Linked DNA regions of Mus musculus: region 1 is linked to region 2. Evidence: chromatin contacts called from ENCODE Hi-C or POLR2A ChIA-PET data. All regions are on one chromosome and are shown on one strand. The core of a region is the stretch at or near the end of the contact, and the rest is flanking DNA. Distances in the headings are between cores, read along the strand shown.

Region 1 (2,700 bases), core at 177-2,676, 1.8 Mb after region 2:
TTTATATAGTCCTAACTTCTTTTTTGAAGCCAGGGCCTTGTGCATGCTAGACCACTCCTCTACTACCGAGCTAAATCTCCAGCTGTAATCATATCTTTATGAGTATTGAGTTGCTTCATGCATTGTTTATTGTCTTATTAGACCTGGACATTATGTGTATTTCTAGAGGGCATTGTTTTTGGATTTGAATGCAATTTAAATGTACCATAGATATCTACATTATTATACAACCCAAAGTTAGATTGTAACAATGTACTAACAAGGCAAAGAAGAGATACTAAACAGTCTAGTGTCAGGTCAGTTTCAGAGACCCCAGATTCAGACTCAGTTGTGTCTATAACACGTGTGTGTGTGTGTGTGTGTGTGTGTGTGTGTGTGTGTACACACACGGGCACGAAGTGTTCCTTTGTTGGGCTTGGAATACTTTTAAAACAAACACACACCATACCCACAGACCTAACATTTATGCTTCCAAAGACCGACTAAAAATGATGGCTTTAATCCATAGCTCCCAGCATAGCCGGTGAGCAGTCCTGTCAAGGTCTGTAGGTTGAAGGACTTGTTCTTCTTTCAGTCTAAACAGTGAACTAAACTCAGTCTGAAACAATTCTTGCACCTTTTCTGCATCCATTTAAGATGATCTTTGTCAGTTTTTAAAGCAACATGAAAGCAAAATAAGTCTATTCAATGCCTTTTCCTGTCTTGTCAAATTCAGGCTTGTGCTCTCACTTATTGAAGCTGTTGTTTATTTGTAAATGCTTAAGATAGTTTATTTTTAAATGGCCCTGCAACTTCCCTCCCCTTGAGAGGTTTGGCAAGACGGATTTGTTTTATATTTTTATCTGCATTTGCTCAGTAGTCAAACTTTGGCCCAGAAAATCTTAATCACTTGGAGACTTCCCTTGTTGTGTAGCAAAGAGCGGAGACTGGAGACTGAGTGGTGTCGGTCACCTGGGAAGGAGGGACCCCACTCTAACATCAGGGGGGCTGGCTGCCAGAACGCAAAGTTGGCTTTTTTTTTTTCAACTGGAAACTCGGGCGGGATGGGCGGCGACCGGGTCCAGCCACGCAGCTAAGGAGTAAGCGAGCCTCAGAGAACTCTATAGAGAGCCGGGGCGGTGCGAGCCAGGCTCGGACCCAAGCTTGGCAGCCCACTCGCTCCAGCAGCGCCTCCCAAAGCCAGACGCAGCTTTCCATTGAAGGTGCAGAGACCCCCCCACCCCCAGACCTGGGCTCAGCCGCACCCGTCGCTCGCCCCTTTTTCTTCCCTCCCTAGCTGCACACAGACAAGCACGTGAGCGGGGCAGCTCGTCCCAGCTGGGGCTCAGCTGACCTCCTCCTGATTGGCTGAGAGCAACGTGGGCTGGGGTGGGGCCTGGCCGCCTGCGTCCTTCACCATTGGCTCTCCGGGAACCCGCCTCCGCTCAGGTGAGGCGGGCCCGCGGGCGCGCGCGTTGGGTGCTGAGCGGGCGCGCGCACCCCTCGGCTTTTCCCTCCCCTCGCCGCGCGCCCGAGCGCGCCTCCGCCCTTGCCCGCCCCCTGCCGCTGCTTCAGCGCCTCAGTGCACAGAGCCTCCTCGGCTGAGGGGACGCGAGGACTGTCCTCGCCGCCGTCGCGGGCAGTGTCTAGCCAGGCCTTGACAAGCTAGCCGGAGGAGCGCCTAGGAACCCGAGCCGGAGCTCAGCGAGCGCAGCCTGCAGCTCCCGCCTCGCCGTCCCGGGGGGCGTCCCGCCTCCCACCCCGCCTCTGGACTTGTCTCTTTCTCCGCGCGCGCGGACAGAGCCGGCGTTTAGGCCCGAGCGAGCCCGGGGGCCGCCGGCCGGGAAGACAACGCGGGCACCGATTCGCCATGGAGGGCGCCGGCGGCGAGAACGAGAAGAAAAAGTAAGCCGGGCCGCCGCGTTCCGTGGACTGGCTTTTTTTTTTTTTTTTTTTTTGTCTCCGCTCCCCTTCCGTCCCCCCCAGCCTCACGCGCCGGGCTCCCCCGCGGTCCACGTCGCCATCTTGGCGCTGGGGGTGGGAGTCGCGGGCCCTGCGCTCGGCGGGGCTGGGGTCTCCGCCCCGGACACCCGCCCCGCGCCGTCGCAGCCCAGCCTGCCCCGCGCGCCCATCCGGCCGAGCCGGCCAGGGCCGAGTACGCCTCTAGCTCCCGCGCCTTCCCTCCCCGTCCTCCGCGTTAGCCGCGAGCAGCGGGCCCCGGGCGGACCCTGTGCGCGCTGCCAGCTTCCTGGGGTCGAGGCCCTCCGAGGCCGACCCGGGGCTCCCCCGAGCCGCCTCGCTGCGCCGCGGCCGCCGTTGCCTTTGTAGGTTAGGGAGTTTCTTCTGGGGGCCCGAAGACGCTAACTTTCTAGTTTGCACGTGCGGGTTTGGTTGTAATCTGGAAAAACTTGCCTCCATCAGAGTAACGGGAATTTAGGAAAATGGCATCATTGTAAACAACTTCCAATTTCTACAAACTTGTGTTTGCATCACCTGTCAGGAGAGCCCAGACGTTATGTATCAATATGTGGCTGCCTCGTTCACTCCTGAAAATAACTTACGGATAGTTTTGGTTAAATTTAGGCCGGTAATTTCATGGAGTGGGGGCTATATATGATGAAAGCCGTCGGTTAAAATACTGAAAATTTATTGGAACACCTGAAAAGAATTGTTTCCAAAAACCATACATCTGAAGTGTGAAATCTTCCATGAGAATTCAGT
Region 2 (2,786 bases), core at 199-2,698:
GCTACAGTGTACTTACATATAATAAATAAATAAATCTTTAAAAAAAAAATCTACCAGTACTCAAGAAGTGGGCCAGCCTAGTCAACGTAGAAATTCCAGGGTTCCATTCCAGCCAGGGCTACACAGTGACCCCCTGTCTCAAAACAATAAAACAATGAACACTCATTAATTTAAGAAAAAAAAATTTTAACAATGTTTCATACCCTCATTACTAACCACAAAAACCTCTGAGATAAAATGAAGGTACAGACTCAGTCAAGGAGTCTGTGAACTTTGCCTAAGGTTGGATGGCTTTTGAGGGGTTGTGAACTTGTGTGTCCAGCCAAGGACTTTGTTTCTCAACAAGGACAGCAATAGCTTTGCTTACAAATTTAGTGCCTTTCAGAGTCATTTAGTTCTTACCAAGCATATTCTAAGCTATGCTCGAACTCTGGTACACACACTGTCCTTTGGTCCTTAACTTCAGTCTACTGTGAAGCGGCTATGAATCCTGACAAGCAAGGAATGAGGATCTTAAAAAAAGGAAGCGCACAATTCATCCGCATTCCACTCTAAGCTCCCCCCAGGCCTTGTGAGCATGGATCCGCTCAGCAGGACAGCAGAATTGCATCCACCAAACCTGTAAGGCAAAGACACTGAAGCGTGTTTGCAGTAATTTGGAATTACCTTTTTATTAATCGCAAGGGCAGGCAGGGTGGGTTAGTTGCGCAGATATATTCAGCCACAGAGCAGTGGTTAGATTCGCGGATTGTCTCAACCGGGTCTAGTGAGTCTCACCCTTTACCTGAGGCCAGGACAAAGGCTGGGACGCTGTGGAAGCGCACAGGGCCGCAACTGCGGCCACCTTCACACTCTACGAAGGCGGTCACCAGACCACACGGGCAGTGGATGTTGACCTGAGCCTCCCGGGCGCCTTTTGGGGGAGCGGGCACCAGTCCAAAGTCGAGCGCGAAGCGGCCCAGCGCTAGCACCGCGTGACCGCACATGGAGCTGTAGCCTTCGTTGTGCAAGAACAGGACGCCTAGGTGTGCGTCTGGCAGCTCACTGGGCACCAGGATGGCCCCGTACATGTCCCGGTGGCCGCGGGGCTCGAACACGAGCCGCCGCCGGATGTAGTCGAGGTGTTGACGCATGTAGCGACGCTTGGCCAGCAACGTGGGCCCTGCCACCTCCGGACACCCGGCGTGCACGATGCGCAGAGGCTCGCCGCCTGTGTGCATGTCCACCACCGACAGTGCTGGCGTCCTCGGGTCGTTTGGGGGCAGCCGGGTCACTGCCAGCGCCGCCTCCATTGTCTGCGTCCAGGGACTGCCGCACAGCGCGGTGGTGCTCTCTCCAAGCAGGGAGAAAGCGCCAAACCCAACGGGAGAACGCGCAGAACCGGTGGCAATCTCAGGGCCAAGCCGGCGAGCAGAGATCACCCAGCGACCAGCGTCCGGAATCTTAGACTGGGCGCGCCCGAGCTAGCAGGATTCAGAGTTAGACTCCCAACAGGGGCGAGCCTGGGCGACAGGACAGGGAGCGTGGGCAGGGATTAGAAAACTAGACCCCCCAAATGGGGGCGTGGCTCCAGAGGTTTGAACACACGGAGGGGGCGGGGCTTCGGAACTTGCTCCAGCAGCGGGGCGGGGCTCGGAGGCTGGACTGCTCGGCGGGGGCGGGGCCTCGGAGACTAGACACGCGGCAGGGGCAGGGCCTAGAAAAGGAGCCAATAAAATAGGGGCGGGGCTCCAGAGACTACTCTGCGGAGGCGGTGCCTAGAAAACTAGCCCGCACGATGGGGGCGGTCCTCGGAGACCTCAATGCAGGGTAGGAGCGAGGCCTCGGCGACTTGAATGCACGGGGTGGGCGGAGCTACGAGCTTCGTCTAGGAAACGGGGGCGGGACCTCAGGGCCCCTTCAAAGAGACACTGGAGGCGGTGGAGACCAGTTCAAGTTGGAGGCAGGGCGGGGACGAGACCTGAGTCTGGACCCGGAAAAGGTGGAGCCTCTGAGCTCAAACCCGGAAGCGAGAGAGAGAGAGAGAGAGAGAGAGAGAGAGAGAGAGAGAGAGAGAGAGGCTTCCAAGCCTAGATTAGGAAACTAGGTTTCTGGGAATCCTAGGCCTGGAAGTCCGCCGCGTGCACCCCCGACACCCCTAGCGGGGGAAGCGGTGGTGGGGCGGGACTCGGAGCCGAATGTAGCAGGGGCGGGGTTCCAGCGTGCTTGCCAGGCTAGCGGGAGGCGGAGCGGCTGAGAGCGCTGTGGCCCGGATGTTCGGGCGCTGCGTTCGGACCCGCTGATCCCCGGCTTCTCAGGGGAACCTAGTGTGGCCAATGGGTAAGTGGTCGATTAGGCTGCGGGCGTGTCTCTGTCCTTTTTTCCTATTGCTTTTCCTCGCATTGTCTTGGGCTCGCCATCGGGCCGACAGCTCTGCTGCAGCGAGCAGCCTGGCCCTTGGCTGCGCTGAGCCCAGGCACTGACTTCTCCCGGGGTTGGGATGGTCTGCTCCAGAATGGCTGGAGAAGAGCGCTTGTGCAGAATTAAAGGCTGAGTCTTTGTTGTGCTCTTCCTGTGTCCCTTCCTTCAGTCCCTTTGTTCTTGTCCAGGAAAGCATTCCTGGTGGTTGACTTCAGAATTAGAAGCAGAGTTAGAACAGGACAAGGAAGCAGAACCTAATTGCCACGAGACTTGCTTTTTCAACCTCAAATGTAATAGTTGTTTTTCAAGACAGGGTTTGTCCTTGTAGCCTTAGTCGACCTGGAACTTGCTCTGTAGACCAGGCTAACCTCGAACGCAGAGTTCCA

Evidence for each region. A loop is a pair of places that touch in the nucleus more often than their neighbours do. ChIA-PET counts read pairs that join two places held with the same protein, here RNA polymerase II (POLR2A).
Region 1: a map of T-helper 1 cell shows a loop between it and region 2 (10-fold over the local background). The contact joins the promoter of Hif1a here to the promoter of L3hypdh in region 2. A Hi-C loop is called at or near these places in 1 of 37 maps with a recorded cell type or tissue (T-helper 1 cell). POLR2A ChIA-PET finds 5 or more read pairs at or near these places in 1 of 5 experiments (Patski).

The regions. Positions count from the first base shown.
Region 1 is chr12:73,906,441-73,909,140 of GRCm38, forward strand. Hif1a (hypoxia inducible factor 1, alpha subunit) reads left to right here and starts at 1,427. Exons shown (of 15, transcript NM_010431.2): 1 at 1,427-1,884. The coding sequence starts at 1,850.
Region 2 is chr12:72,083,865-72,086,650 of GRCm38, forward strand. It overlaps L3hypdh (L-3-hydroxyproline dehydratase (trans-)), which reads right to left and starts at 1,449. Exons shown (of 5, transcript NM_026038.2): 1 at 785-1,449. The coding sequence starts at 1,292. Jkamp (JNK1/MAPK8-associated membrane protein) reads left to right here and starts at 1,975. Exons shown (of 7, transcript NM_024205.2): 1 at 1,975-2,319. The coding sequence starts at 2,316.